Regions from separate parts of the Homo sapiens genome. Here all the other regions are linked to region 1. Evidence: chromatin loops called from intact Hi-C (ENCODE). Cell type or tissue: endothelial cell of umbilical vein. All regions are shown on one strand.

Region 1 (8,000 bases):
TGTTTGAGCTAGATGTTCCCTTCACTTTTATGTAATCCAGTGATGCAGTAAGGGGCACTGTGCCAGCACTCTTCGCTCTGGAACCAGGCAGACCTTACTCATTGATCCAGCCACAGTCTCAGCAGGGCACTCCTGGCTGCCACTGCCCATGTAGTGCATTTGACTCGTGAATTACAATGATCGCCACACCTCTGATGTGGTTTGGTGCCCTGACGTGACTGAGAAAAATGAGGCCAAGAGAGGGGAAGTGATTCAACCAGAGTCCCACCCTGGTGAGTAGCAGAGGCAGGAAGAAAGTCAGATATCCTGAATCGGAGTTCTGTAACTGTTACTGGTGGCATTGTCCCTGTGAATGGGCCCACAGAGACCCCCTGGACAGAGGCTAGCCACACTGACTGGTAGGTCCTCTTTGAGGATAGCCTCCTTCCCAAAGGCATACATTTGGAACCTGAGTCATAGCAGTGTTCTGTGTATGTGGTAACATCACATGCAAGTTACAAGATGTCAGATGCATCTGTTTTCGTCATGCACTTTCCATCCATAGATAGAACCCATATTCAGGAATGAACCCAGGATGAATAATGAGGAATCTAGGATTCTAATTCCAACTTTCCTCATTTCACACTGACTTTGGGGACTTTTTACATTACAGAGATTTGGTCTTCCCATCGGTAAAATGGGGCTAAAACCTCCAACCTGCTTTCCTGCCTTGTGGGGACTGCTGTGCAATCTCTCCACATATGAAAGTTTATCCTCTAGGGAAGTAAAACATCAGCGGTTTCCAGCATGTTGAAGAACAGTGTTTCTTACATCATTCCTCCACCCCTAGGGTTTTGTAGGGAGGGTGAGTGGATGGGGCTTTGGACCCTCCATAGCTCCCAAACGGTCCTGTGTCATATTGGGCTTCCCGTAAGACTGTATTTTATAAAAACGCTCTGTAACAAGAAGGAATGGAGGCAGAGAAGGAAAAAAATACTCTTCCTGAACTAGCTATATACATGGGGAGCCCTAATGCACACATCTTGGATTAGAAACTCCAGGCCTGGGCATACGAACTTTTTTAACTAAAAAAGTAATATCTGTTGGATGTAAACCATGTGTAGCTTAATGTGTTTTTCTCATAGAAAACATGTTTTCTCATGTTATTTTATTGAGATGAAATTCACAAGACATAATAACTATTTTAACCCATTTATGCTGAATATTGCAAAGTTTTTTATGTGAAAAATCAAACCTTGGTGATGACCTTGAACAGTAGGATATAAATAACTCCTGCAAGCTTAGCGTTCCAATAATGGAACACTAGGCATAAATGGGTTAAAGTCTATCATTTAGTGGCATTTGGTGTGTTCACAATGTTGTATGACCACCATCTCTCTCTAGTTTCAAAATTTTTTCATCATCTCAGAAACACACCCTGTATCCATTAAGAAGTCACTCCCCACTACCCATCTCTCCATCCCCTGGCAGCCACTAATTTGCTTTCTGCTACTCTGGATTTGCCTACCCTGGACATGTCATATAAAAAGAATTACATTATATGTGACCTTTTTGTGTCTGCCTTTTTCCATGTAGCATAATGTTTTCAAGATTCATTCAAGTCATAGCATGTGTTGTAAATCATTCCTTCCAATACTTAATAATTTTCATGGTACTTTTAATCTACTTTAGATTTTTTATGATAGGAAGTTTCAAACATGTGTAAGTAGAGTAATAGAATGAATCCCCAAGTACCCGTCACTCAGATCCAACAGTTAGTATTTATTTCACCAAGGCCTGTTATTTTTTGATAAAAGTGCTCTGTGACAAGAAGGAATTAAGGAAGAGAAGGAAAAAAACTCTTCTGGAGCTATCTGTATCCATGTGGGGGAGCCCTAATGCACACATCTTGGATTAGAAACTCCACTGTCCTCATTGTTTCATCTGGGTGATGAAACACCCAGATTATTTTGAAGCAAATTCTAGACATCATGCCCACTCCCTCCTGCCCAGATTATTTTGAAGCAAATTCTAGACATCATGCAATCTTACCTGTACATATTTCAGTAACCATGTATTGTTTGGAAAGGCTCCTGGAAATTCAGATGCACAGTACTCAGTAAGAATCACCCAATAAGCCAGCTTTAGTCCACATGCTCAGGCAGCATGTCTTTGAAGTCTGTTTTAAGAGGCTCCTCAGTGACTGATTTGAAGCCAGGCTTGGGAACCTCAAAGATAGAGTGTTTATTGGTTTTGAAGTCACCTTGATCATCTGACTCTTGGCAGATTTATTTGCCATGATTTTGTTCATTGCCTTTCCAACCTGTAACAGGATAGAGAGTGCTGTTGACTGGGTATCCTGGCAGCCCTGGAAATTCCCCAGAAGAGGGCTTTGGCAGTGATTGGCTTAGCAAGGTTAATGCGTTCCAGCCAACCTAAGTATAACAGACTTCATGGGAGCAGTGTGCAGGGCTGGACACTGGGGCTCTAGTCCTGCTCCTGCATCTGCACCCTGCGTTTTCCACCTCACCCCTGCCTTTTAGTGCAAGACTCTTAGTGCACCCCTGCGTCACCCCTGTCTCTTAGTGCATTTATTGCCTTTGCAATGTCGCTATGTCCACACCAGATGGCACCTTTGTTCCATCTAACTTTCCATCTTTCCTAGGATGCTGATCCTCCCGCTGGCTTCCAGACAGACCTGGGACTTGGCAGTCATGCCGGGTGATGGTGTTCCTGCGGAGACCCTCAGTTGTCCTATTCCTTCCTAGCTTCCCTGCAATAAAATCAAGCTGCTTTTGTTGGAGATGTTGTCTTGCCTGGTCTTGGTGTTGCTTGCTCACATGTAGGTGGTTATGCTTACTTGGGTTGGAGTTTTGAGAGTTCCCACCTGGGAGTCAGACACCCTGTAGATTCTGATTCTTTGCTGTGTGATCTTTAGCAAATCACTTCCCCTCTCTGGGCCTCATTTTTTCCTCACCTATAAAGTGGAGGCATTGACCCAGAACAGTGATCCCCTTTCTTTTCACCAGTTTCATAGACTCTATATTTTGAAAAAATTTGTCTATCAAGTGAATTGCACAAGAGATTATCAAATGTTAAGCAAGTGGAATAGTAGGAAGAGGCTGTGGAGACAAACTGCCTGGGATAGAGTTCAAGCTCCAGTACCTCCTAGCTGGGCCACTTAACCTCTCAGTGTCCACAGACAAAATGTGATGATAGCATCTACTGCAAATGGTGGTTGTGGGGATTAAATGAAATGAAACATGTAAATTAATTACAGCAGTGATTGCTGGTTAAAAAATCACTCAGAAAATATTAGTGATTCATTTTTGGCTTTTTGTTTGTTTGTTTTGAGATGGGGTTTCACTCTGTCACCCAGGCTGGAGTGCAGTGGCGCAATCAGGGCTCACTGCAGTTTTGACCTCCCGGGCTCAAGCAATACTCCCACCTTAGCCTCCCAAGTAGCTGGCACTACAGGCACATGTCATCATGCCCAGTTAACCTTGTTTTTTTTTTAGTTTTTTTCTAGAAATGGGGTTTTGCTATGTTGCCCAGGTTGGTCTTGAACTGCTGAGCTCAAGCAATCCTCCTGCCTTGGCCTCCCAAAGGGGCTTGAACTCCTGCCCTCAGGTGATCCACCTGCCTCAGCCTCCGAAAGTTCTGGGATTACAGGCATGAGCCACTGCACCTGGCTGCCACTCATTTTTAAAATATTTCATTAGTCAAAAATCTGTCAAAATGGCCATTTGAATTCCAGTCAGGCTAAGTCAGGCTGAGACTAGTCAGGTTGGAATGCAGTGGCATGATCATAGCTCACTGTAACCTCTAACTTCCGGGATCAAGTAATCCTCCTGCTTCAGCCTCCTGAGTAGATCTTATATACTCTTAAAAATTTTTGAGGATCTCGGCTGGGTGCAGTGGCTCACGTCTGTAATCCTAGCACTTTGGGAGGCCGAGGCAGGTGGATTACCTGAAGTCAAGAGTTTGGGACCAGCCTGGCCAACATGGTGAAACCCCGTCTCTACTAAAAATACAAAAGTTAGTCGGGCGTGGTGGCACATGCCTGTAATCCCATGTACTCGGGAGGCTGAGGCAGGAGAATCGCTTGAACCCGGGGGGTGGAGGTTGCAGTGAGCCAAGATTGCACCACTTCACTGCAGCCTGGGTGAAAGAGTGAAACTCTGTCTCAAAAAAAATTTAAAAATTATTATCAAACAGTTTTGGTTATGTGGGTTATACTACATTAGAAATTAAAACAGGAATTTTTAAAACAAAAATACCCAGGCACACATCCCATTAGTCATTAGGACTAGATGAAGTCACTGCATTCCTTTAGACTCTAGAAAACTTTACCGTACAATTGTTAAGGAGGAAAAGGCATCTTACAGAAGCTTTTAAATTGAACCTCATGTGCCTTCTGAAAGGCTCTTGGGGGTCACATGTTGAGAATCACCACTTTAGCCATTTATTGGGCACTTACTGGGGACCCAGGGCTGCTGGAGACTGGAATAAGATCTGGCTCTGCATTTGACCAGCTCAGACATGGAAGCAGCCACCTCATCTATCTCATGGACAGTTTCCTCATCTGCCCAATGCATAATTGCTGCACCTCGGGGAACTGAGTAGCCAGAAATAACACTTTATTTCAACTCTAAACTGGTTGCAAGCATAATTTCCATCCCTTTCTATCCCATTATGAAAGTACTAAACAAATCTCAGGGCCATTTCTGCCTTCGTGGCCCCTCCGGGGTGCAGGGACTCCTTCCCAGCCCACCAGGTAAATGTGTTTCTTGACCACCAGATGGCAGTGTCTCCTGGACTTGACCATCCACAGAGACGTTTAAGACAGTTTCTTCTAAAAAAAAGTTTCTCTGGGCTCTGAGAGAACAAACTTGAGGATTTTTTCCATTTTCAGTTGCCCTAGGAGGTCTGGCTGGCCCACTGGGAACGCCCAAGAGTTGAGACACTGGTGTCTCTTAGAGTGAGTGCTTCTCAGAGGGGTTCATTTCCTTTGAGTTCTCTCTATACCACCACCCCCAGCTGAAATCCAAGTTTCTAGCTGAGGCACTTGGCTCTGTTCTTCCAAGGCCACAGAGGCATTAGGGAAGCTCCCACGCCTGCCATCAGCCCAGCTGGCTGTCCACGGAATGAATGAATCACACAGCGGAGCTCAGGCTTCTGCAGGGGTGGGGGTGGGGAGCAGACGTGGCCACGTATTTCTCCGAGGCTTCCCTGTGCACTTGGCCCCAGCCCACCCTTCCAGGCTTTCTCACTCCTCGCTGCAGCCAGCCAGCCCGCTCCTCAGGTGCCTTGCTTTTATTCATGCTGCCTGCCCCCTGTAAGCGGAATGATCTCCTCCACCAGCCTCCCTTGTCTCCATATACAAATTCCTTTCCCTCCCTTGCATACCACAGCCTCCATGAAACCTCTCCACAGCTGGAAGTAATTTATTTCTCCTCTTGGCCCTCAAAGCATTTATCACACAAATTTCAGTGTTGTGGCAAAGCTTTCTGTCCACGTATCTTTCCTGGCCTCGAGGATCAGCCCAAGTATCTGTTCCCTCTGCACACAGAGCAAGGACTTAGGGGATATTTGATAGATGAGTAATGGCTACTATTTGGGGGATGCCTATTTAGTGTGTCATGCCCTTGCATTTATCTCATTCCATCCTTACCTAGACTGCATAAGATAGTGAGCTAGGACAGACCCTCACACATGGTAGATGCTCAGTAGGTGTTGGTCCAGATAATTTGACAAAGGAAGAGATTGTCTCTTCTAATCTTTCTAGCAGGTTTATATTTTTGTCAAAGATTCCTGGTTGTGAGTACAGCCTACCCTAGGGTGTTCCCAGTAACCAGCCCTTGTTTCTGGGCTTGATGGGGTGAAGCTCCCACCAACTTTGCCTTGTTGACCTACCCATTTGCCTGGTGGCCAGAGCCCGGGCTTGTCCAGTACCCACATTACCATGACTGGAGAGAAACCACCTGGCCCTCAGTACAGGGTGAAGCCTGGGGGCTGTATGTGGGGGAGGCTTCCTTCCTCACAGTGGTGTGAGCCACAGGGGGAGCTCTGGCCTGGCCTGGCTCCCCATCAGCGTGCTGAGTGAGCTTGAGCAAATCTTTTGAATTTTGAAGTGGGGTGTGTGTGTGTGTGTGTGTGTGTGTGTGTGTGTTATTGTTGTTGTTTTTCTTTTTCTGAGACAGGGTCTCTGTTACTCAGGCTGGAATGCAGTGGCACAATCTCCATTCACTGCAATCTCCGCCTCCCGGGCTCAAGCAATCCTCCCACCTTAGCCTCCCAAGTAGCTGGGACCACAGGCACACACCACCATGCCCAACTAATTTATATATATATATATATTTAGAGACGAGGTTTCACCATGTTGCCCAGGCTGGTCTCAAACTCATGTGATCAAGCGATCTGCCCACCTCAGCCTCCCAAAGTATTGGGATTACAGGCATGAGCCACCACACCCAGCTGAAGTTTTTTTTTAACTGCTTTTTTGAGGTGTAATTTCATTCAATAAACTGCACATATTTAAAGTGTAAACTTTTTTTTTGCTATCTCCTACCTAAAGAATAAAGTGTATAATTAAGATACATACATATCTAACACACACACACACACACACACACACTCATGAAACCATCACCACAATCAAGATAGTGACCATATTAATCACCTAAAAAGTTTCCTGGCACCTCTTGGTAATCCCTCCCACCCTCTCCTTGCCCCCAAGTAAGCACTGATCTGCTTACTGTCACTATTGATTAGTTTGCATTTTCTAGAGTTTTATATAGATGCAATCACACGGTATGCTCCATTTTTGTCTAGCTTTTTCATTCAGCATAATTATTTTGAAATGTTATCTTTTTATCACTGAGTAGTAAGTATTCCGTTGAATGAATATACCAGAAGGTGTGATTCATTCCTCTGTTGAAGGACATTTGTTTCCAGTTTTTTTAACTGCTCTGGTGCTATCAAGCTTTCCAAGGGCCCTACAGGGCACAAGGGGAAGTCTCAATGAGCTGGCCTCTTCGAAACCAACACACCCAAACCCAAACCGAGGCAGCTTAACTCATCATTTTATTTGTATCTTTTAATTTGTTTTTATTTTTTAGAGATGGGGCCTTGCTCTTTGGCCCAGGCTGGAATGCAGTGGTGCAATTACGGCTCACTGCAGCCTTGAACTCCTGGGTTCAAGTGATCATCCCTCCTTGGCCTCCCGAAGTGCTGGGATTACAGACGTGAGCCACTGTGCCTGGCCCAACTCACAGTTTTATCTACTGGGCTTCCTCCTACAGCCCCAGTGGTACTAAGCCACGTTCTGGACTTCAGCAGATCCGGATTTAAATTCCTTCACCACTTAAAAACTGTGTGACCTTGGGAAAGTTCCTGATTCTTTTGTGCAACTCAGTTTCCTTATCTGGAAAATGGAGGTCATAACAGTACTCTGACCATGGTGAGAATTAAAGATCTTCATGTGCCTCATTCTTGATAATGACATTCCACAAATAAAACTTTCTGTTTGGCCAAAAAGTCACAATTATACGACTTGAAGTTTGAAAACTGAAGTCTGAAAAATTTCAGATCTAGATTCTTTCAACCCTGGCAGATTAAGAAAAGTAAAATGGAACCTCAAGATTGTGCCATGTGGGAGGTGAATGGTTGTTCAGGTCACCGCCCTCTCCATGACTTTCGCCTTTAATTAGTGCCAGTCTCTAAAAGACCCAAGTCTGTAATTTCTTGGGAGTGCCCATCAGAGCTTCTTTTAGATTTCCATGTCTTTAAGGGCTGTGGCCACTTAGTTTAAGAAGACAAGTTTTCTAATCTGCTTCTTCGGAGAAGGAAAGTCTTCATGTCCCTAGGTAAATCTCATGACTGCTGACTAGGGCCTTGCAATAAAATCAAAGCCTCTAAAAATAAGGATGTCACCTCCCATTGGTCTGTTTATCATGGGCTCCAAGGATCTAAATCCCCGGATGCCTAGAAGTAGGCTGTATGTTGCATAAGAATGCTGG
Region 2 (8,000 bases), 220 kb after region 1:
GACATTTTGCAATAGGCCTCTAGTTATTCCCTGAAGCTCCGAGCCACAGACAGTGGGCAGCCTCCACTGCATGAGGACACAGACATCGCTATCCAAGTGGCTGATGTCAATGATAACCCACCGAGATTCTTCCAGCTCAACTACAGCACCACTGTCCAGGTAAGCTTGAGCCTCCAAGGCACCCTGAGCCCTTCCTCCCTTCATTTCCCTTCTAGCAGAAGATGCCCCTCAGTGGCATTAGTCCACATGAACAATGACTGTGACTTTGCCACTGATGTCCCCAAAGGCAACACAGACTGCTGGAGGGCATTATAGAATTGAAGGGAATCAGGCACTGTGTTAGGCACTTTCATATCCATTACCTCATTTGAGACTCATAACAGCCATATGAAGTAGGTAGTACCCATTTTACAGATTTAGAAGATTGAGGTATGAAAACATGCCATACCTGGAATGTGGCAAACTTGGGATTGAACCCCAGGGATTTTTTTGTTTGTTTCCAGAACCCAAGCTATTCCCTACTAATGGTTTGCAAATAGGATTTGGAGAGGGCCTTGGGATTCTATGAGTAATTTTCAGGGCTGTAAGTGGTGAAGGGAGGTGAGGGAGTGAATAAAAAGGCAGAGTTCTGGGTCCTACTATGCATTACCTAGGGCTGTTCCACTTTTACCTGTTTTATATATTATGGGTATGGGTTAGGATGCTTTGGCTGCAAATAATAAGTTACCTGACTAAAAATATCTTTTCTGAGAATATCGCCAGTCCACATCTGAACCAAAGCAGGATTTTATAAGAAAGGAACAGAGAATGTCTGTTGGATAGGCAACGATCAGTTTCTGCCCATTAGATTCTGTTTGTGATGCTAAATAGTTAGCAACCATTGTGTTATAGTATACTAAATGCCCATGTTATACAACAAAGGCTAAAATGATACTCAGGGAATCTGGTTTTTCTTATTAAATTCCTAGTCATCTTTAAGTGTGCTTATCAGATACATATTGCATGCAGGTCCTCTAAGGAAGAAATCATTTATAAGTGTTCAATTGGCTTTGCAAATCGCAACATTCCCTTATGTAATCCAGGTAATAACTAATTTAAATACATGATTCAGCAGTGTGTGATCTTGAGCAAGTCATCTCTCTACAGAATAAAGGGTTTAACCTTTGTTCTCTAAGGATCCTTCCTGCCCCAATGGGCTGTGTTTCTAAGACCCAACATTGCCCTTGGGGAGCTCCTGGTCTAGACAGCAAAGTCAACAACTACCTCAAAGGCAGGCAGAATGAATGAGCAGCAGCTTGATGTCCAGGCACCATCTACAAGCAGTCAGAGTGCTGAGGACTCATTCCAGATGACATACCCAGACACGTGCGAAAGGAAGGACCGGGACTCATTCTGCTCTTTGCCTTCTTTGTCACTCTCGGTCTCAGGAGAACTCCCCCATTGGCAGCAAAGTCCTGCAGCTGATCCTGAGTGACCCAGATTCTCCAGAGAATGGCCCCCCCTACTCGTTTCGAATCACCAAGGGGAACAACGGCTCTGCCTTCCGAGTGACCCCGGATGGATGGCTGGTGACTGCTGAGGGCCTAAGCAGGAGGGCTCAGGAATGGTATCAGCTTCAGATCCAGGTGAGAGCTGTGCTAGGCTTCTGGTGGTGACCATGGGGACAGTAAAGATGCTGGCAAAAGCCCCACCAGTGCTTCTGTCATTAGGGAAAAAATGTACAAAGCACTTAGGATGCATCAGGCACTGGGCTAGGTCCTTCTCAGGACTAAAGCCTCATAACACTCAGGGCAGGTATAGTTACCACCCCGCTTTACAGATGAGGAAACTGAGGAACACAGGGGATTTAAGTGACTGGCTTAAAGTAATACTGGTAATAAGTGGCAAAGGTGGGTTGCTTCAAACCCAAGCACTCTGACCCCAGACTCCAAATTCTTAATCCCTGCTCTGTGCCTGGGCAAAACACCCTCTGGCTGTAGCTCCTAGAGCTTAGCCAGAACAGCTCTCTGAACCTCAGGAGCTAAAACAACCTACCTCAGAGAACTGGCTTGGGGCTCAAGTGAGATATTGTATGCACATGTGTGTAGGGGATTCTGGTGGTGGTGTTATGGGTTTCATAGGAATTGCTAAAGAACAGTGGCCAAGATGGTGGTCTGATATCTCTCCCTCACTTTATTTCTCCAAATCTCTTTCCTAAATCTCAAGTCCAGTGGACCCTACTATTCTGTAAACTTATGGGCTGGGAATGATGTATTCATTCTTTCAGTCAGTCAGTCCATCTCTCGACAAGTATTTATTGAGCATCTACTACATGCGAGGCCATTTGCAAGCTGCTAGGAACATAGCAGAGGGTAAGGAGGGAATGATTCCTGTCTCCAGGGGCTTTCCATTGTAATCATGGAGATAAACAATAAACAGATAAAGAAAGAAATAACATCTTTACAAATGATGATAAGGAAGTAAAGTGATGAGAGACTCATAAGACAGGGGGACACACATTCAGAGGGAGGCTGCCCCCAGGAGGTGACATCTGAGCAGAGAGCCAAGCTGCCAACCATGTGAAAAGTGGGCAGGAGAGTCTTCCAGGCAGGAAGAGCAACATGAGTTGGGAAAGAGCCTGAAGTGGCTTGAGGTATGGCTGAGGTACTGAGAACATCATGAGCAGGGGTGGGAATGAGGCTGAGGAGATAGGCTGGGTAGATCATGTGGGCCTTGTGGCTTGGATGACTGTATTATCTGAGGTCCAAACTGTGATCTTTGAGAGTGAGAGAAGCACTGACTTAGTCCATTTGGGCTGCTACAACAGAACACCATAGGCTGGGTGGCTTAAAGGACAGAAATGTATTTCCCACAGTTCTGGAGGCTGGAAGTCCCAGATCGGGGTGCCAGCATGGCCAGGTTCTGGTGAGTGCCCTCTTCTGAATGGCAGACTGTCGGCTTCTCATTGTATCACATGGCCCTTCTCATAAGGGCCCTAATCCCATTCACAAGGGCTCCACCTCCAAATACTGTTACACTGGGGATTAGATTTTAACATATGAATTTTGAGGGGACACAAACATAGAGTCCAAAACAGGCACTAAAAATAATACTTGGTAGTAGCTGATTTACAACAGGTAAAAATCAAGACTGTCCTTGACAAACCAGGGCATCCAATCTTCTAAGTATAAGCCTTGGTAACACTTTTAGATTCTAATCTAAGTACAATGAGAGGTGGTTGGAGGGTTTCAGACGGAAAAGGGATCCTCTTTGTGTCTCAGGAAGCTCATTTTTCAAGCTCTATAGAGTGGGTGAGGGAGACCAGTGAGAAGTCATCCAAGCTGGAGATAGTGGGGCTGAGACCACGGAGTGATGGAGAAGATGCAGGAAGCGGAGAGATTTCGGACATATTTTGTATGTAAATTGATAGGAGTTGGTGGAGTGGATGTGCAGTTAGAAAGAACAGAGACGATTCAGGGGTGATTTCTAAATTGTTGGCTCCCATGAAGACTTCGGTGGTAGTGCATTTATGAGACTGGAAAGGCCCAGACGGGAAGGCAGGACAGGTTTATGGGCTAAACCGAAGCTCTGTTTTGCACATTATTTCCCAGTTGTTTGTGAGACATCCAAGCAGAGGTGTCCAGTGGGTAGCTGGGAATTGGAGTTGGCAGCTCAGAGGATTGGTAGATGGCCCTCAAAGCCAAGAGCATGGATGTGATTGCCTAGGGAGAGATGAGAGAGAATGGCTTCCTGACCTCTGTATTCTCAGACCCAGGCACACGTCCTGCCTAGACAGGAGCTTAGTAATGACTGGCATCATCACCATCAATTGCATTGGTCCCGTACTTCCACTTCCATGCACTGGGAGGCACCATAGGCCAGCAAAGAAAAACACAGGCTATAGACACAGATAGGTATTCAGATTCTGCTCAGGCCTTATCTGCTGCTGTATGACCTTGGGCAAGTTACTTCACCTCTTTGAGCCTCAGTTATATTTTTTGTAGGATGGGTGACTTGATAGTACCTATCTCATAAGAAGGATAAACTAGGATAATGTATTTACAGCATTATCATAGTTTATCTATGATAATGACTAGCATTGTACTCAGTTAATGTTAGCTATGTATTATATATAATCGGTAGTAGTAGTATTGTTGTAACTAATGTTAGCTATACATTATAATTAACAGTAGTGTTAATTATTATTGTTGCTATTAATATCTCTTCGGTGTTATGCATGACTTCCAGCAGTAGGTGTAATCTTATCAACTTTCTTGTACATTAAAAGTGTTGGAGTGCAGGTGAACAAGATATTACTACAGGGAAAATTGTGGAGACCCTCGTTGACAGCTGAGGAAGTGATAACATCACTGAGGAGAAGAAGGCAAGCCTGTCCTTTCTAAGTCAGGCAGGAAGTTGCAGGGATGTGTGGTGAAACATGAAAGGAAAATGCGTTTATGATTTACATTCTTTTCCCTACTTAAGTGAGGTCCTGTCACCCTCACGGCTTTTCACAGTTCTGACATTAACTGCAACCCTGCGCGTGCCAGCCCATCAGTGAGGTCAGGCCTGCTTCCCTGCCCACTTGCTCCAGCACCAGTGACCCCGTCTGTGCTGTTGAACACACCGCCTTCATTCCTACCCCAGGACCTTACACTTGCTGCTCCCTCTGTCTGTCGCCTCTTCTTCTCATCCCTCAGGACTCAAATGTCACTCCACAGAGACTCCTTCTCTTCTACCTGATCAAAGTTAGGTCTCTGTTTATTTCCTTCCCAGCATTTTATCCAAGTTATTTGGTAACTTATTTATTGTCTCTTTTCTCCTGGCCACAGCAGAAGACTTCGTTGACTGACTAGAAGGACAAATCCCGACTCCCACTCCAATCGCATAGCAAAAGGGAATCCCAAGGGGAATTTTCGTAGGCTGAGCAGGGTGCATGGTGCATCAGAATTGCTGAGACATCTGAGGGCGCCCTTGAGGACAGGGACAGAATGAGAAACTTCATGAGGAAGTTAGCCCAAGTCTATGGCTGGAGAGATTTAGGAAGAGGCTCAGAGAGATGTCACATGAGGAAACTGCATTGTTTTACTGCATGGTATAGGATGTAACTCCCTCCTTCAATCTCTACAAAACCTTCAGAAAATCTTTCTTTTCTGTCAGTGCTTTTGGAGTTAGGTTTTTTTTTTCTAAATGCAACAATGCGCTGAGCCAGCCCTCAAGTTGGGCGTGGGGCAGAGAAACGTAGCTCCACAAGGAGGCCCAGCCTCAGTCGGGCGCAAGAGCACTGCAGTTCTGTTGGGTGACAGCAGTGTTTGTTTTGCCCACAGGCGTCAGACAGTGGCATCCCTCCCCTCTCGTCTTTGACGTCTGTCCGTGTCCATGTCACAGAGCAGAGCCACTATGCACCTTCTGCTCTCCCACTGGAGATCTTCATCACTGTTGGAGAGGATGAGTTCCAGGGTGGCATGGTGGGTAAGATCCATGCCACAGACCGAGACCCCCAGGACACGCTGACCTATAGCCTGGCAGAAGAGGAGACCCTGGGCAGGCACTTCTCAGTGGGTGCGCCTGATGGCAAGATTATCGCCGCCCAGGGCCTGCCTCGTGGCCACTACTCGTTCAACGTCACGGTCAGCGATGGGACCTTCACCACGACTGCTGGGGTCCATGTGTACGTGTGGCATGTGGGGCAGGAGGCTCTGCAGCAGGCCATGTGGATGGGCTTCTACCAGCTCACCCCCGAGGAGCTGGTGAGTGACCACTGGCGGAACCTGCAGAGGTTCCTCAGCCATAAGCTGGACATCAAACGGGCTAACATTCACTTGGCCAGCCTCCAGCCTGCAGAGGCCGTGGCTGGTGTGGATGTGCTCCTGGTCTTTGAGGGGCATTCTGGAACCTTCTACGAGTTTCAGGAGCTAGCATCCATCATCACTCACTCAGCCAAGGAGATGGAGCATTCAGTGGGGGTTCAGATGCGGTCAGCTATGCCCATGGTGCCCTGCCAGGGGCCAACCTGCCAGGGTCAAATCTGCCATAACACAGTGCATCTGGACCCCAAGGTTGGGCCCACGTACAGCACCGCCAGGCTCAGCATCCTAACCCCGCGGCACCACCTGCAGAGGAGCTGCTCCTGCAATGGTAAGTACTACATCTTCCCTAGGGACGAGCAGCACTGCTGGGCTCAGCCCGCCTGACTCTAAGCATGGAGATTCCACTGAGGCTCTGTGGGAGAGTTCAGGGAAGTTTTAATAAGCCCAAAGGCCACCAATCACCATAAGACGGCTAGTGGCCTCACAAAATCTAGTTATGGAATAATACCCAATTCTCAGCTCCCTTTCGAGATTTAGAAAATAACAGTAAGACTACAATATGTGGTTTAACATCATGGCTAAGAGCATAGGCTGTGGCTTCAGTCTTCATGGGTTAAAATCCCAGCTCTACCCCTTACTAACCAGGCGACTTTAGGAAAATTAACCTCTCTGTGCCTTTGAGCTGGGCTGCTGTAGGAATTACATCAGTACTATGTATCAAGTGCTTGCTTAGAACAGTGCCTGACATATAGAAAGTGGTCAATACATGTGAGTTACTAATACTGCTACTATTATTACCATAGTCTGGTGGTTATAAGCTCAAGGCTTAGACTCAGACAGCTCAGGTTCAAACCCTAGCTCCATCAGTCACTAGCTGTGTAACTTTGGGTGTATTGTTAAAACCCTCTGAGCTTTTTAGTTTCCCATCTATAAAATAGTCAAAATAAATACATCTGCCTCCTGGAGTTGGGTTCGGGGGGGAAATTACGTAAGAGTTATAAAAGCACTTAACCCATGGCTGGCCCACAATAAGCCCCAGATCAACGGTGACTGTCATTCCCGTGGTAGCAGTTGCTATAGGGAGCCTGCTGTACGCCACACTCTGTGTAGATGTCACCTAAACTAATCGGCACCACAGCCCTACCAAGCAGGGTCATTAGCCCCATCTGCAGTTGGAACTGAGATATGAGATTTAGTTTGCCTGAAATTGTACAGCTTCCAATGAAGGCCTCGTTATTCAAATATCTGTGTGTCCCACTCTAAAGCCTGAACTCTTCACTAAGCTCCTCAGGCACTCCAAGACTCACCCAGCATCCCTGGCATTAAGGCCAAGGGAGCAGCTCAGGAGCCTTGGCTAAAGGAAAGTGACATGACCTTCAGCTCACCAGCGCTCCTGCCTGGCCTGGCCTGACCTGCCCTTTATGGGTCCAGCTGCCTGGCATTCGGGATATCATTTCTCAGAAGATTTGTGGACTTTGTCCAGGGACCACTCGATTTAGGCTGGGTGGGCTTCTCTCTGTTGGGGAGAGGATTTCCTTCTCTGTGTTTCTTGCCCCAGGGCCTGCTTCAGGGAAAGCCAAGAAGGCTGAAGGGTCTCTCTCAGCCACCTGGCATCAGACAGCAGGGGTTCTAAAATTCAAGATTTTGCAAAGTCTACTGGAGAGCGTGATTTTAAAGAGACATGCTCCTGGGTGTCACCTCCAGAGGTTTTAATTTAGAAGGTTCTGAGTGAGTCCTAGAATTGGCATTTAATTCTGAAGCAGCAGGTGCAAGGGCTTGCATTGAAGAAATACTAGATAAACTCATGGATCACCAGAATCAGTTGAAAAGAGGTTTTTTATTTTTTAACATTTTAGTGAAATATAAAACATACAGGAAACCAATTCATGTATCATAAGTACACACCTCAAATAATTTTTATAAAGCAAATATATCTGTGTAGCCAACGCCCAGATCAAGGAAAGAATATGACCACCATCTCAGAAGCCTCCCTTGGGCCCCCCTTCCAGTTGTTACACCCATGATGGTAAGATTTTTAAAATACATATTTCCACGTGCCACCCAGAACTACTGAATCAGATTCTCCGAGAGAACTTAGGATTCTGTGTCATAAAGATTCTCCAGCTGATCCTGATATCCAGCCGGGGTGGGAATTTCTGATCTAGATCATCTTCAATATCCCATCCAATAAGTACCTACTACAATGGAATT
Region 3 (8,000 bases), 430 kb after region 1:
GACTAATTTAAGGGTGGCTGCTGCTTCACACAGATTACAAATAACCATTTACTACTTTTTCATGGTTAGAATCCTGACATTCAAGAAAGCACTACAGGGAAAAAAAAAATATTAATCTCTTTCTTCTTCAAAGAACTTTTTTTTACTAGAAAAAAGAAAGAAAAAGTCAACATTGATACACTGATACATATGTTACTTCAGCTAATAGGCATGGGAAAACATGACATATACCCATTAAATTTCTACGAAATACGATGTAAAAAGAAAATCTATAGATAAGTTCTAAGTCTGTACAAAGAAGCTAGATTTTATATTCTCTGAGATGTGAAGGGACCTGCTATATAATATACAGAAATCATTTAATGCCTTTTCATAAGAATATATCTCAAGCTGCATATTCCTCGAGGGCATCTAAAATGCCAATCTGTGGTACAGGCGCTTCTTTCTCCCACTCTTCTTCATTTATGCAGCAGTTTTCATGGATTTCTGTCCAGGTGTCACAGACAAAAGCCAAGAGACTAGCCAAGCCTTCACCCCCATTCTGCTGGAAGTAGTTCTGGAGGCTGGTCCTCTTCTTCTGACCCTCCTGTGCCACTTCAGTGCCAAGGCTGCTGTGAGATTCCAGGGCTGCAGCTTCCTTGGTCTTGAACTCTTTCTCCCTCTGCAGGCAGTGCTGTTCAGTTTCAGTTCAGCAGTTGAAGCCTCAGCTGCTTCCTTGGCCTGCTTCAGCCTCTATGTTTTTGCTCACACTTGGACACCTTCTCAGTGGCTGCATCTTGGCCTGCAGCAGCTGCTGGATCCCCTGAGACTGGCTGAAGTGGCTGTTGATTTTCACTTTTCTAGGCCAGCCCACAGCATTCATTCGACACTGATTTTCTTTTTTTGAAGTGATTAGTTCTCAATTTGACCTTGAATGCAGGAACTATCCAGTATCTTACATATTCCAGACAGATCAAGGAATTTGCCCCACAGTATAAAGATAACAATCCCTTAAGCCTACACTACACTTCTTCATGCATTGTCAATTAGCATGTATGAGTAAATAACTTGGAGTAATAGCAAAGATAACTTTTCTGAATGCTTTACATGAAAAATCTCATTGAAGACTTTTATGTCCTATGCAGAATGAATCACAATACCTAAAAGGATAGTAGCCTTCATCTCCATTTTGCAGCTGAGGAAACAAGCTGAGGAAGGGGTGGGACTTGGGCAAGGCCATACAAGAATGAACCAGACTCCTGCCTTCCAGACCTGTTCTGTTCTACCACACTCCTCCAAAGGAGGCCTGCTCAAGGCTCCTGGGATTTATTGGTGACCAGGAACATTTTTCATCAAATATAATAAAAAATGTAAAAGCCCAGGTCTGTAAAACGTCCTGCTAAAAAAATATAATTTCAAAATTTTTAGCTTTTCGTGTTTCTTTGTTAGGGGTTTTCTGACATGTGTATAAAACCTGGAGAAGACACTTCTTTAAAGACACCTCCCGGATTTTCTTCCAACTGAAGATCTCTTTGTATTATAAATAATTTCATATTCTAATTGTTTGCAAGTAAAAGGTTCTTATACTCATGTTAATTATTTATTAAAATTCTAGGCATTTTAAAAAATAATTTATTTATTTATATTATTTATATTTATTATATTTTTATATATATAAAATATTTATTATATATAAAAATATATTTTATAAATAAATATTTATAAATAATTATTATATTTTTATTTATTATTTATTTTTATTATAGATAAAATATATAAAATATATTTTATTTATATATAAAATAAATAATAAATTTGTATTATTTATTTATATTATTTATATTATTTTTTATTTATTAAAATGCTAGGCATTTTAGAAGACTTCTAAAAAATTTGTACATTGATACAAATTTTGATAGTACAAACATTGACAGTTTGTACATTGATATATTCCAAACAGCTTGAATGGTTCCCAGCACTGTTATTTAGTGTTATTTATTAAGTAAGAGCTTAAGTTTTGTTGGATATGTAAGGATCCAAAATGCACCTCGGTAGCATAAAGATTATTTTAAGCTAAAAATGCCTGAACAAAAAGAAGCTGCAGAAAGAAACTTTGTCTAATCTTCTTTTGCTGATGTAAGCGGGACCTCCTGACAAATATAGCTGCCATAAATCCCTTCTCTGGGAAGTTTAGAGCCAGAAAAGAGACTTAGCATTATCATGGGAATTACTAACTGTTTAACAAATTTTATCTGAAACTGTCATATCTTCCATTTGTTCTTCCATAAAAGCCCTTTCTCCTCCCTCCTTTTCCCCTTATTAAGGGGGTATCTTTGGCTGTTCTGGAAGCCAATTCTTCTCAAGGCTCTGGAGCTTATATATACACTTTGTCTTTTCTCTTGTTAATCTTACCTATTGTCAGTTGAATTCACAAGCACCCAACCACTGACCCTAAGTTGGTAGGGGAAAAGTTTTTGAATGAATACATTTCCTCCCAACAATATGAATGAACAATATGAATGAATACAATTAGACAGAGACTCACCAAATTTTGTTATTGTTGTTTTGAGATGGGGTCTCACTATGTTACCCAGGGTGTCCTTGAACTCCTGGATCCTCCTGCCTCAGCCTCCCGAATAGCTGGGGCTACAGAAATGTGCCACTATGCCTGGCTGAATTTTTAATATGTAACTTCTAGGGAATATGATTAGGGATATTGGAGGACTTTTAACTTTTCTTTCTGTAATTGAATTTCTGAGAAACAATTAGTTCATTTTTTAAGAAGAGGATTTTTTTTTTTTTTTTAATGAGATAGGACCTCACTTTGTCACCCAGGCTGGAGTGCAGTGGCGTGATCTTGGCTCACTGCAACCTCCACCTCCCAGGTTCAAGTGATTCTCCTGCCTCAGCCTCCTGAGTAGCTGAGATTATAGGCACCCACTACCACACCCGGCTGATTTTTGTATTTTTAGTAGAGATGGGATTTCACTATGTTGGACAGGCTGGTCTTGAACTCCCAACCTTCAGTGATCCACCCATCTAGGCCTCCCAAAGTGCTGGGATTACAAGTGTGAGCCACTGTGCCTGGCCAAGAAGAGGACTTTAAGAACAAACTTTCAAAGCTTGGCTAAGCCTGGAATGCTCCATCTCTCCACTATCCTCTCCCTGCAGGCCTCCTGGCCATCCTCATCCCCCGCCTGGACCTGGTCATCTCCCTGGTGGGCTCCGTGAGTGGCACCGCCCTGGCCCTCATCATCCCACCGCTCCTGGAGGTCACCACGTTCTACTCAGAGGGCATGAGCCCCCTCACCATCTTCAAGGACGCCCTGATCAGCATCCTGGGCTTCGTGGGCTTTGTGGTGGGGACCTACCAGGCCCTGGACGAGCTGCTCAAGTCAGAAGACTCTCACCCCTTTTCCAACTCCACCACTTTTGTTCGGTGAGCCTGGCACTGCTCCTTGCCTACCAGCACCCGACTTTTAATTATATGGATCTCTTTTTTTTTTTTTTTTTTTTTTTGAGACGGAGTTTCTGTCTTGTTGCCCAGACTGGAGTACAATGATGCGATCTCAGCTCACCACAACTTCGGCCTCCTGGGTTCAAGCGATTCTCCTGCCTCAGCCTCCCGAGTAGTTGGGATTAGAGGCATAGTCCAGCACGCCTGGCTAATTTTGTATTTTTAGTAGAGACGGGGTTTCTCCATGTTGGTCAGGCTGGTCTTGAACTCCCGACCTCAGGTGATCCACCCACCCCGGCCTCCCAAAATGCTGGGATCACAGGCGTGAGCCACCTCGCCTGGCCAGATCTCTTTTATATGCATTATCTTTATGTCACTGCTTTGCCTTTTCTCTGGGCCAAGTCATGGTGAAACAAGAAAGCTACAAGCTCTAAATGGTAATTTTTTACATTTTTGTTTTGTTTATTACTTCTTCTTTTCATACCTCTGGCATTCCACTACATTGTGAGCTTTCCCTTGGAAGGCTCTGGACTCTATCCAAGCTTATGATAATTCACACAATGAATTTCATACCTAGCGTGGAGCTATGCAAGAAGCAGCCACCAGAGGGCCCCAAGTGGCAGCAACTGGCCAAAGGAGATGCAGCCAGCTAAGACTGTCCACACTTTGGCAGACAACCGGTTTTCCCTTTTCTGGGTCTGTTCAAAAAGCAAACATTAAGGGTGGGCACATAATCCACAAGCCAGAAAGTTGTGCACGGCTCCAGTGTTGAGATGGGTAGGGCCAAGATGACCAGTGTGAAAACTCTCAGATAGAAAGGAGCCATGCATATTAAATGAGGGGCAACAAACATTTCAAACGATTAGATAACATTTTCTCCCAACTCAAAGATCCCAACAATGAATAGGAGGCATGGAAGTAGATGTGCCAATGGGGAGGGATGAGGAGTGAACATGAATATTATTTGAATAGACTTTACCTCTTAATTCTTGCAACATGCATTCTTGATTACCTACTGTGTGCCAAACAAGATTTTGTAGAATATTGCAAAAATGACCATAAATTCCTCGTGATAATGTGACTTTGCACCTGCTCCTATGAAAAGATGAAGTCTGTATCTGTATCCCTTAAATTTTTTTGCTTGTTTGTCGGTTTTGTTTTGTGTTTTGTTTTTTTGAGATGAAGTCTCGCTCTGTTGCCCAGGCTGGAGTGCAATGGCACAATCTCGGCTCACTGCAACCTCCACCTCCTGGGTTCAAGCGATTCTTCTGCCTCAGCCTCCCAAGTAGCTAGGATTACAAGTGCCTGCCACTATGCCTGGCTAATTTTTGTTTTTCGTAGAGATGGGGTTTTACCATGTTGGCCAGGCTGGTCTCAAACTCCTGACCTCAGGTGATCCACTTGCCTCGGCCTCCCAAAGTGCTGAGATTACAAGTGTGAGCCACCACGCCCAGCCTCTCCCCTTTAAATTTGATCTTGGCCTTGTAACTTGCTTTGGCCAATGGGACATTAGTAAATGTGATGCAGTCAGAGGTTTGGTAATAACCTATGCATCAGGACTTACATCACTTGCTGCTCTATGGAGTTGAGACCACCAAGTAAAGCATCCTGGGCTAGCCTACCGGAGGATCAGAGACCATGTGGAACATAAATGAATCATCCCAGTTGAGCCCTGTCCGCAGATCAACCAGCCTACCAACTTCCAGACACGAGTAAAGCCATCCTAGACTATATCCAACCCCAGTCAGGCTGACACAGACCATAAGAATTGTACAGATAATCCACAGAACTGTGATAAATAATAAAGATGTTTGTAATTTTAATACATAAAGAGTGGGAAGTTTTATGCAGCAAAAGATAACTGATAAATCATTCTAAAGAGGATACACTGATTAATGAGAAAAGAATCCCTGCTCTCAAGCAGCCAGTCTGCTGTCCATTGGGGAAGAGTTAACAGGTAATCAACTAAGTAAATACCATCTAATGTCCATCTAAGGGCAAAGGACACTACCTGCTCTAGAGCACCAAAGAAGACTTTCCACAGGTGGTATCATTTGAGCTGGGCTTTGAGTAGAACCTGAATCTTCTACGACTGAGCCTGAACCTTCTTCCATTCTGTCCTGCTGCCTGGACATTACAGCACCTATGCTTGTGTCTGATCTTGGCTGGCAGCCAGAGGCAAGCCAACCTGAGACATCACCTCCATCCTTCTGGTGGTGACTGCTCTCTCCCCTCCCCTCAGAATTACTAAAATTGAGAAAACGCACCTAGATAAATAAATAGATGTTGAAGATCTATAGTCCCAAAAGGTGGGGAGAGGAGAGTTTCTCATCAAACTCTCCGTGGTTTACGGGAATGAGCTATGCCTGTTTCAGCCTCGGTGTTAAGAGAACATTTGAAAAAGCCCTGTCCTGCTTATTTTCATCCTTCGTCTTCCCTGTGCCCCCCAATTCCCACGTCCCGGTCTGCTCTTTCTGTATGTTACTTTCTATCTGCTGGACTTCCAGAAGATACTTCACCAGCACAAGTCCACTCAGATGGAGGAAAGGCTGGTGGTCCACACCCAGATCCCATAGCCTACAGAGTCCCTGTTGGGCAACAGGACACTCATAGCTCGTGCAGGGGTCCACAGTCCACTTTGCCAGAGAATGGGTTGTCATTTCCACCCTGAGCTCTCTGTTTCATCAGCAAACCCAAAGGACTTCCAATGATCCATCCTGAGTGTTGGCAATGTGATCATCCTCTCTGGAAACATTTCTCTCCCACCCTGCTCCACTATCAATCACCGCACCCATCCTTGAAGTTTAAAGTTATCTTCTCTGTTATTAAGAAAAGTTTACACTCATTCTCTAAAGATAAGCCCCTACTGTGTAAGAGGATAGGGTTAATTTTATTACTCAGACAAATCTGGCTGAAGTTAAACCTTGGAAAGAAAAACTAAATTTAGCAACATTGATATAACCAACAAAACTAAGCTAGGGAGACTCATTAGTAATCATTGGCAACACTAAAGACTACTACATGTTAGCTTTATGTCTGAGTGGTGGTGATATTAAAATTTCTTAAGTGGTTTGGAACTGATTTTTTTAGTACACACATATGCATACACACGACTTTCTTCCCCCCATTTAACTTACTATTTATTTAACTTCTGGAACTTGCTAGTGAGTCAAGGAACATAGAAAACCCTTCCTCCTTTCCTTCATTGAGTGCTTACTAAGGATTTTACATGAGATCATCTCATTTAATCCTTACAATGACCTGTGATGTTTACACTGTCATTGTCTCCATTTTCAGATAAGGAAACAGACTCAGAGACATTAAATAACTTGTTAAAGATCAAACACGTAGTGAAGGATGGATCCAGGATGCAAACATTTGTGCATCAAAGCTCCTCACTGCATTGTAGGGCCCAAGGGAGGCCACTGAATGGTGGTTATCAAAATGTAAAATAGGGAGGAGGTAGAGCAAGATGGTAGAAAGCTCCACTGATCTGTCCTGTCCCCCAACCCCTGCTGCAAGGACACCAATTTAACAATTATGTACACCTTCATAAGAACCAAAAAACGTGGGCACTCACAGTACCTGGTTTTAACTTCGTATGGCTGAAAGAGGCACTAAAGAGGTAAAAGAAAAAACAGTCTTGAATCAACTGCGCAGCGCCACCCCTCCCCCACCCCCAGCAGGGGCCCATGGTGCCCAGAGTATCTCTGGGCTCTGGGGAAGGGAGAACCCAGTAATTGTGATGCATTGACTAGGTGCTGCCCTTGTTATAGCAGAAAGGAAAACCAGACCAAACTCAGCTGACACCCGCCCACAGAGGGAGCATTTAAACCAGCCCTAGCCAGAGGGGAATCACTGATCCCAGAGATCAGAACTCTAGTTCCCACAGGCCTCACCACCATGGGCTAAAGTGCTCTGGGGCTTTAAATAAACTTGAAAGGCAGTCTAGGCCACAAGGACTACAACTCCTAGGAGACTCCTAGTACTGAATTGGACCCAGAGACAGTGGACTGGGGGAGCAGGAGACATACTGAGACACCAGTTGGGGTGACTAAGGGAGTGCTTGGCATCACCCCTTTCCTAACCCCAAGAAGCACAGCTTGTGGCTCCAGAATAGACCCCTTCCTTTTGCTTGAGGTGAGGAGAAGGAATAGTGGGGAGGACTTTATCTTACATCTTAGATACCAACTCAGCCACAGAAGAATAGGGCATGGGTCAGAGTCATGATGCTGCCTTTCCAGACCTTAGCTTCTGGGCATTTCTAGACATACCCTGGGCCAGAAGGGAACCCACTGTCTTGAAGGAAAGGACCCAGTCCTGGCAGCATTCATCACCTGCTCACTGAAGAGCCCTTGGGCCCTGAATAAACACCAGTGATACCCAGATACTACATCAAGGGCCTTGGGTGAGACTCTGAGACCTGCTGACTTTAGTTACCAGCTCAGCCACAGGGGTAGAGCACCAAGTAGGCTCTTGGGGTCCCCAATTCCAGGACTTGGCTCTTGGATGGCATTTCTGGACCTGTCCTGGGCCAGAGGGTAGCCCACTGCCTTGAAGGGTG
Region 4 (8,000 bases), 170 kb after region 1:
TCCATGATGTTTGCACAATAACAAACTTGTGCAAACTTCTCAAAAACCATGAATGACTCCCTACTACTAAGGAGAGAAATTATTTCAGTGGCTAAGACTTGACTAGCAGGTACCTAGAATGTCACCATTCTTTCACTTACAGTTTTCATTCTGGTTCAAATAATGACACATTTCTCAGAATGTATTCCCATCGTTAAGTGAGACATACCTGTGTTATTATATATATCCAAACTCTTCAACCTAAAAGTTTTTCTTTCTTTCGTATTTAAAATAAACTAAAACATTTATTATTGATTCAATTTTCAAATTTAAAAGGAAATTCTCAATAATTTATTGACCATAGTAACTTTCTACAGTAGTCCTCATTCCTGAAAAGATGTTTAAAAACCCAAAAACCTATAGTATAACTTAATTGATTTAAACTAGGGGTGAGTGAAAAGCTGTTTTTAAATGTTCTCCTGGTAATTCTAATATGCACGAATAGTTGAGGCCACTGTTCCAGATAATATATCCCAGTTTGCTCCCTCAGATCATTCCCTTCCTTCTCTAAGACATAATTTGAGGACATATTCATTCCAAAAGCTAACCATTTTAAAAATACCCCCTTGTTCCTATACCATACTGCTAAGTATACGTGAATTTTAGCTTTTTCCCTTCCATATCTTTCTAGCCCACATATTAAGATCTCAATTTTTCTTAAGAGATTCTCCCTTTTCATTCTGCTTTAATAGTATGTGTAGTCCTGGGTCCTGGGTGTGCCCACTCTGCCTTACAGATGAGTGGACCCAGCATTCTTCTCTGAATCTCATGAATCCTGTGGTTCCTATGCCGTGCTCTTTAGAGCTGGGCTGTCCGATGTGGTAGACACAAGTCACATGTGTCTTTTAAAATTTAAATGAATTAAAATAAGATAAAATGAAAAACTCAACTCCTCAATTGTACTAGCCGCATTTCAAGTGCTCAATAGCCAGCCATGCATGGCTCATGGCTCCCACCCTGGACAGCACAGAGACAGAACACTTCATCACTGCAGAAAGTTCTGCTGGAAAGCGCAGCTCTAGAGTGAACTCCAGCTACTCCAGGCCTCTGGGATGTCTCTCTTCCTAGAATATGGATCCTTATTCTGTGCTGGTGCTTGCATCCATCACCTACTAGACGAGTGAACCTGGGCACAGTCTTCAAATTATCCAAGCCTCAATTTCACAGTTACAGATTCAGAGTAATGAATGTCATAGGACAGATGATGATGGTACATCACTAACTGGTACTGAGTGTGTTCCAGTGCTAGGTATTTGCCGTACTTTACCTCATTCAGCCTTCTCAACAACTCCAGGAGGTGAGTACCATTATCTTCTCCCTTTGGCTGAAATCAGCAAGGTTAAATAACTACCCATGGCCACACAGTTGATAAACTGAGAGCTGGCATTTGAAACTAGGTCTGTCTGATTCCAGAGCCCGCTTTCTTAACTTTTAATTCTGTCCAGTACTGCATACTCTACCCAAAGACCAAGTGAGATAACACATGCAAATGCTTATTTGAAAATGTATAGATTATCATACAGATGTAAGACAGAATAATTTTTGTCATCAATAATAAAAAGAATACTAATAAATAATGGGACCTCATGTCCCAGCTCTCTTTCATCCATGTCCTAGATAAGGATTTCCTTTTTAGTCATTTCTAACTCCAGACTAGGACAGGCCTGACTTTTACAGTCAAATCCCCTAAGATGGCCTCTCTGCCAGCTGACACTTCAGACTGCCATTTACTGAGCCATTATTGGTTCTAATAAGGTGTTACTCTGCATCTTTCCTCCCTGTGCTTTCACCTGTCAAATTATCTGTTTTCCCTGCAGTCCTGGGAAGTAGGTAGGAGTAGCTATTATTATCTCCATTTTACAGACAGGCAAGTTGAGGCCCAGGAGAGATTGTGTGGCATTCTCAAGTCACAGGACCCATCAATGGCTCAAGCCACTGGCTCCTCTCCTGGCCACATCCAGTTGTTTTGTTATATGAGAATCTGACAGTGGCTGCCTACAAACTAACAAATGACTCACATGTTCATCCAAGTTTCTTGGAAGTAGATTAAGTCTCTCTACCCTCAGTGAATTCCAGTTGTCTTAAACCAATAGAGCTGGTGTTCAAGCCCTATCCACACCAGAGTGGGAGACTTGAATGCGAAAATCCCTTTTTTGGTCTAATGTTAGATTACTCATCCCAATGATGTAGCCCTGTCCTGGTTCTGCTTCTTCTCAAAAACCATCAATCACTCCCTACTACTAAGAAGAGAAATTATTTCAGTGGCTAAGACTTGACTAGCAGATACCTAGAATGTCACCATTCTTTCATTTACAATTTTTATTCTGGTTCAAAGCACAGTCCCTCTTAATTTATTTATCTCACCTCTTTAAGGTTTTTCATAAACAGAATATGTTTAGGATTCTTTCTTGAGAGCCACAAGAGCCAGTCTTAGCACTGAACACCTGGGGCAGAGGGGTGGGACAATTAGAGGGGTTTGGAATCACCCATCCATTACAGTCCTTCCCTCTATATGCACACACATTATTTACAGATGAGAAAAAAGGTCCACGGGGCTTAGGTGACTTACTTGACCAAGAACAGACAGAGAATGAGTGACTTTAGGTCTCAGCCTCCCAGAACCCAGGTCAGGGATCAGCTTATTACACTGACTCTCAAACAAGCATTGGCAGGTGTATAACCCTGATCCACAGAGAGGAAATCCCTTCGCTGCCATTGGGGGGCTCGTTTAGGGTCTGATAGAGACCATAGGCATGCACAGGCCAAAGAACCATGCCCGTATGAGTTGGAAGGGACTTCAGAATGCTTCTTATCTCCCCCAAGGACAAATATCCTCCTACAGTAGAATATGCTCCTCAGGTGGCCACCCAGATTCTGCTTGGATTCCCCCAGTGATGAGGAGCCCTCCACGTTCAAACTTTTATCAATGAGTTGGACAAAGACATGAATGTTACAACTATCAGGTTTCTGAATGTCGGAATCAAGATCCTGAGAAGCTGGAGTAGAGAGCTGAAACACAGGGTGAACTGAATCACAGCCTCTATAAAGCCCTACAGCACTAAGTTGCAGAAAATTAGCCTGCACAAGCATAGATCAGGGATGACGGAATAATTTGTCTGAAAGTCTTTTTTGTTTTGTTTTATTTTGAGATGGAGTCCTGCTCTGTTGCCAGGCTGGAGTGCAGTGGCGCGATCTCGGCTCACTGCAACCTCCAACTCCCTGGTTCAAGCGATTCTCCTGCCTCAGCCTCCCGAGTAGCTAGGATTATAGGCACATGCCACTGCGCCCAGCTAATTTTTGTATTTTTAGTAGAGACGGAGTTTCACCATGTTGGCCAGGATGGTCTTCATCTCCCGACCTTGTGATCTGCCCCGCTTGGCCTCCCAAAGTCCTGAGATCACAGGCATGAGCCACTGCGCCTGGCCTGAAAGTTTTTATTATCCACAAACTCAACAGTTAATAGTATAAGCCAGGTACTAAACAGTTGTATTACTAGGTAATATTTGTTGAAAACTATATCACGTATTGTGCTCGGCACTTATGTGCATTAACTAACTTTCATTCTTGAAACGACCTGCAGAAGTAGGGAAACTAAGGATCAGAGAAGGCAAGCCATTTGCCCAAGGTCACACAGCCAGAGCCTGTGTGTTGTTAGCCACCTTCTCCTGCCTTCCACATCTTTGAAATGGGGCTGGGAGTTACATGGAGGCAGAGTTGGTTCATACATATATCCTAAAAGGGTCCATTCATGGCCAGGTAGACACAGAACTAATGTACCCACACAATTATTCAAAAAATTGACTACTGAGTATGCATGTGTGCCCTCTTGTAAATGTGCACATTCACTCAGATGCAGGTCTCTTTCTGGGCCTGAGGAGCCAAGGAGCATGAGGCCCCACCCCAGACAAGTGCCTGCTCGCAGCTTCCCGGAACAGTCTGTGGCTAGGCCAGCAAGCTTAGACTCGACCAGAGACCAGTGGCTTCCTGCTGTGTTGGGGCACAGGCTGGACCTTCTCCAGAGGCTTCAGCGGACCCCACCCTCAACCCAGCCCAGGCTTTGATTCTGCCTTGGCATTAAAATCTAATAACGAATATGTCTTGAGTTTTGTCTACATACCAGGCACTGTGCTGAGTACATTAACGTGCACGATCTTATGTAGTCTCCATAAAACCCTATGAATATGAATGCAGTACTCTTAAGAGCCCTCTCTCACAGATGAAAAAGCTGAGGTTCAGGAATATTGAGTAACTTTCTAAGGTTGAACAGGTAGCAAGTGGTAGAGCTGTGATTTGAAATCAAACAGTCAGATTCATAAGTGACCACAGCTCTTTCCAGAAGCACAGTCAGGAGGAAAGAACCTGGCTCTAATTCTCACCCTGTGACTTTGGGCAAGTCTCTTTCTTTCTTTGGGACTTTATTTTCCAGCTTCCAAAAGGAAGGAATGATCATGAAAGGCTCTTTCAGCGTTCATTCTGTCATTGTGTTTCCTAAGTCTAGATTCTTCCATTTCTCAACTAGTATTGATTGAGCCTGGTTCTATACCAGGCACTGTTCTAGGCACTAGGGAATTCATCTGTGAATAAGATACACAGAGCTCCTCTCTTCATGGAGTCCAAGAAGACAGTCATTAAACAAATAAACAAGAAAATATTGGGTAGTGATATATGTCATGAAGAAAATAGGGCAAAGTGATAAAGAGGGGAATTGACAGGAAGTCTACTCCAAACAGGAGCTCAGGAGGTGACATTTAAGCTGAAAACTGAATGACAAGAAGGAATTATTCATGTGAGAATCTTAAGGGAAGCAGTAAGTGCAAAGGCCCCGAGGCAGGTCTGGGTTTTGTGTGGCTGCAGCTTGTGAACTGGAGAAGTAGCATGGGCCCAGGAGGTGCAGAGCCTTCTAGGCCAGGGCAAGGAGTTTCTATTTTAATCTAAGTGCTATGGGAAGCCACTGGAAAGTGTTAAGCAGGGAAGTCATATGAATTGATGTACGTTTACACAAGATGTTTTAAAATAGTGGTCCCTGGGTGTTGTGAACTAGGAAGGTAGTACAAGGAGCCTAACATGCTTCTGCGCCCTGCAAGCTTGTTCACTCATCTAAACCTGGGGCCAGGAAACAGCTGTGCAGACACTGTTCCCTCCCTCAGCAAACTACTCCCCAGGTGTGCAGGTCCTACAGCCTGGGCAGGTCATGGGCACCAAGCCACCATCCAAGGGTGCATTCTCTCTGCATTTTATCCTCCTCCAGGGAGATCCCTCCCCTTCCCCTTCCCTACAGCTCATCTTAACGGCGCCTGCATTGCAAGGCACCGGTGCAGCCATCGAGCAGAGTATCTTGCTGGGGCCTGCCCAACACGGGTGCTGACCTGGTGAACAGGAAGCTCTCCACACAGCAGGGCAGGCAGGGCTGGGAGGCTGCGTGCACCCTGGGCTCACAGAGCTGTGGAGCCAGTGGACCTGGGACTGGGGTGAGGACTCACTTTCCCTTGGGGTTTCAACTTCAAAAGCAATGCCATCCTGCATGGGTTGGGGGCTGAATGACTCAGGCGTCCCCTTCTGCTTGTGGGGGCTGGGTCAGGGGTAGGGTGAGTGTGGCTTTTGCCTGGGGCTGGCCCCACTATGGGCTGCAGCTCTAAGCATGGAAGGACAGTAGTGGGCAGGCAGGGCGGGAAACGTACAGCAGCTCTTTCTGCCACTAACTTTCAGACCTCGAATGAAGAATCTGCCACCTTCCTGCCCTCTCTTTTCTGAGGTGCCTAAGCTTAGGGCACCACCAACAGAATCTCAGGAGTTGGGAGGCGGGTGGTAGGGAAGCTCGAAGGGTGGGACATATTGAAATTATTTTCTGTCACAGGCCTTCAGACCCCGATTTAGGCAGACTTTTCTATTCCTGCCTCTTATCTCGGAATGCTGTCAGCATGATCTTGGGGAACCCTGTGCCCAGTTCACACAGGACTCTGGCAAGACGGGGCTCCAAGCCTCTCCTTCCCCCTTTGCCTTGGAAGTTTAACTCTTCCTTGGCTTTGAAGAGCAAGGCAACTGGAAAATCAGGTCTGGCCAGTTTCATCCAAGAATGCTCCAGCGCATCTGGCTGGCAGCCATGAAGCTCCTAGGAATCAAGGCTCCCAGGGGCAAGCCAGGCATCAGCCTGGTGCACCAGACCTACACATGGCCCTGCCAAACCCTGCCCCGCTCCTCCTGCCCCTTGCCCCATCCTTGGCCCTGGTGAGTCTCACATTTTCACCCAGGCTGGAGTTCGGGGATGGGCTCTGTGGGAAACAGCAAGGGTCTAAGAGAGGCGAAGCATTTATTCATGATCAGTTCAACAAGAACTAACTCCCAGGGACTAGTTCTTACCCGGCCACACACTGTGTGACTTGGAGCTTGACTGATCTCGACTCTGGGGCTCTATTTCCCCATCTATACTCATCTATGATGAAAAGCAGGGACAGAAGCCCATCATCTCTAATGTCCATTTCAACTCAGACATTCCAGGAGCCTGGGAGTTTTCATGTTCCAGGTTACATGATGAGTCAGAGTCATGCCCTGTCTATAAGGGACATGTGGTGAAACAGGTATAAATAGGACTGGGGCAAGGAGGCAACCCTGGTCTGTGCAAGGAGCTCCCACTAGCTATAAGGCCCTGGGCAGCTCCCTTCCTTTTATGAACCTTAGTTTCCTATTATCAATAATGGCTGACATTAAATTAGAACTGACAATAAACTAGGCACTCTGATAAGTCATTTACCTTTATTATTTCACTGAATTTTCACAACAATCCTAAGAGATTGATGATTTTCTTATCCTTATTCTACAGAAGGTGAAATGAAGGCTCATGAGGTTAAATAACTTGCTCTAAAAGTCACCTACCTAGCAAATGACAGAGGCAGGGCTGACAGCCAGGCAGCCTGATGCCACGCCTGGGATCTTGGTCACTTTGCTTTCCTGCAGCCTCTGCATGTGCGGAAACAGCTCAGTTTGGCTAGAGCTCAGCCCCAGTGGAAAGGCCTTGTAGGAAGGAGAGAGAATAGTAGTTTAGAACCAGATAGCTAAACTTGGTTCCTGGCTAAGAGTTGGGACTATCTCACCATCGCCCAAGGAGTCACAGAAAGTTTTTGGGAAAAAAGAGTAAGAGTTCAGGACTGTGTTCTAGCTGCTGAGTGTCTTTGAGAGAGCATTTTGAACTAGTCTGCTATTCTTCAGCCACGGGGTTTCTCAACCATGGCACTATTGACATTGGGGCTGGATAATTCTGTTGCAGGGCTGATATGGTTTGGCTGTGTTCCCACCCAAATCTCATCTTGAATTGTGGCTCCCATAATCCCCCTGTATCATGGGAGGGATCCAGTGGGAGGTAATTGAATCATGGGGGTGTGTTTTTCTCATGCTGTTCTCGTGATAGTGAATAAGTCTCATGAGATCTGATGGTTTTACAAAGGGGAGTTCCCCTGCCTACGCGCTCTTGCCTGCTGCCAAGTAAGATATGACTTTGCTTTTCCTTTGCCTTCTGCCATGATTATGGGGCCTCCCCAGTCATGTGGAACGGTGAGTCCATTAAACCTCATTCCTTTATAAATTACCCAGTCTCAGGTATGTCTTTATTCTCAGTGTGAGAACTGACTCACACAAAGGCACTGTCCTATGCATTGTAGGTTGTTTAGCAGTATCCCCAGCCTCTACCTGCCAGATGCCATTAGCACCACCACTCCCAAGCTGGGTCAGCCAAAAGTATCTTCAGACATTGCCAAGTGTCCCTTGAGGGTCAAAATCACCTCCAGTTAAGAATCACAGCAGTAGAAACCATTTTTTCCCCCTAACTTGCACCCTGTCTTTTATTTTCTGCCCAGGGTTTCGGGAGTTTTCCACCATGACTATTGCCCTGCTGGGTTTTGCCATATTCTTGCTCCATTGTGCGACCTGTGAGAAGCCTCTAGAAGGGATTCTCTCCTCCTCTGCTTGGC

The links. Peaks named below come from ENCODE experiments on the same cell type or tissue, not always from the same donor. Only the 100,000 strongest peaks of a DNase experiment are listed, where the experiment ranks them.
Region 2: a loop joins it to region 1, with 4 times the contacts of the local background. A loop is called at or near these places in 24 of 110 quality-filtered maps.
Region 3: a loop joins it to region 1, with 6 times the contacts of the local background. A loop is called at or near these places in 6 of 110 quality-filtered maps.
Region 4: it touches region 1 in a loop (2.8-fold over the local background); 2 of 110 quality-filtered maps call a loop at or near these places.

What each region holds. Positions count from the first base shown.
Region 1 is chr5:151,737,604-151,745,603 of GRCh38, reverse strand. It overlaps ATOX1 (antioxidant 1 copper chaperone), which reads left to right. Exons shown (of 4, transcript NM_004045.4): 4 at 2,645-2,782. Among named protein-coding and RNA genes, the nearest start is that of ATOX1-AS1, 11 kb to the left of the region's middle. RefSeq lists enhancers at 1-756, 4,853-4,902, 4,360-4,903 and silencers at 4,642-4,936, 4,702-4,996, 5,162-5,456. In endothelial cell of umbilical vein, CTCF peaks have their summits at 2,595 (motif pointing right) and 4,764 (motif pointing right); DNase peaks (open chromatin) are centred at 123, 2,633, 4,863, 4,953 and 1 weaker place; H3K27ac peaks cover 4,718 bases.
Region 2 is chr5:151,519,393-151,527,392 of GRCh38, reverse strand. It overlaps FAT2 (FAT atypical cadherin 2), which reads left to right. Exons shown (of 24, transcript NM_001447.3): 17 at 16-159; 18 at 1,428-1,625; 19 at 5,307-6,117. It overlaps MIR6499 (microRNA 6499), which reads left to right and starts at 5,245; the gene lies at 5,245-5,306. It also overlaps a transcript of SLC36A1 not described here. RefSeq lists enhancers at 5,240-5,409, 7,095-7,264. In endothelial cell of umbilical vein, a CTCF peak has its summit at 3,827; a DNase peak (open chromatin) is centred at 3,852.
Region 3 is chr5:151,312,239-151,320,238 of GRCh38, reverse strand. SLC36A2 (solute carrier family 36 member 2) reads left to right here. Exons shown (of 10, transcript NM_181776.3): 10 at 3,151-5,267. The coding sequence ends at 3,422. It also overlaps the pseudogene ATP6V1G1P5. Among named protein-coding and RNA genes, the nearest start is that of SLC36A3, 12 kb to the right of the region's middle. In endothelial cell of umbilical vein, a CTCF peak has its summit at 4,045 (motif pointing right); a DNase peak (open chromatin) is centred at 4,028.
Region 4 is chr5:151,568,838-151,576,837 of GRCh38, reverse strand. It overlaps FAT2 (FAT atypical cadherin 2), which reads left to right. Exons shown (of 24, transcript NM_001447.3): 2 at 7,887-8,000. The coding sequence starts at 7,907. Among named protein-coding and RNA genes, the nearest start is that of FAT2, 18 kb to the left of the region's middle. RefSeq lists enhancers at 4,957-5,469, 7,366-7,455. In endothelial cell of umbilical vein, no CTCF peak of the experiment used is centred here; no DNase peak of the experiment used is centred here.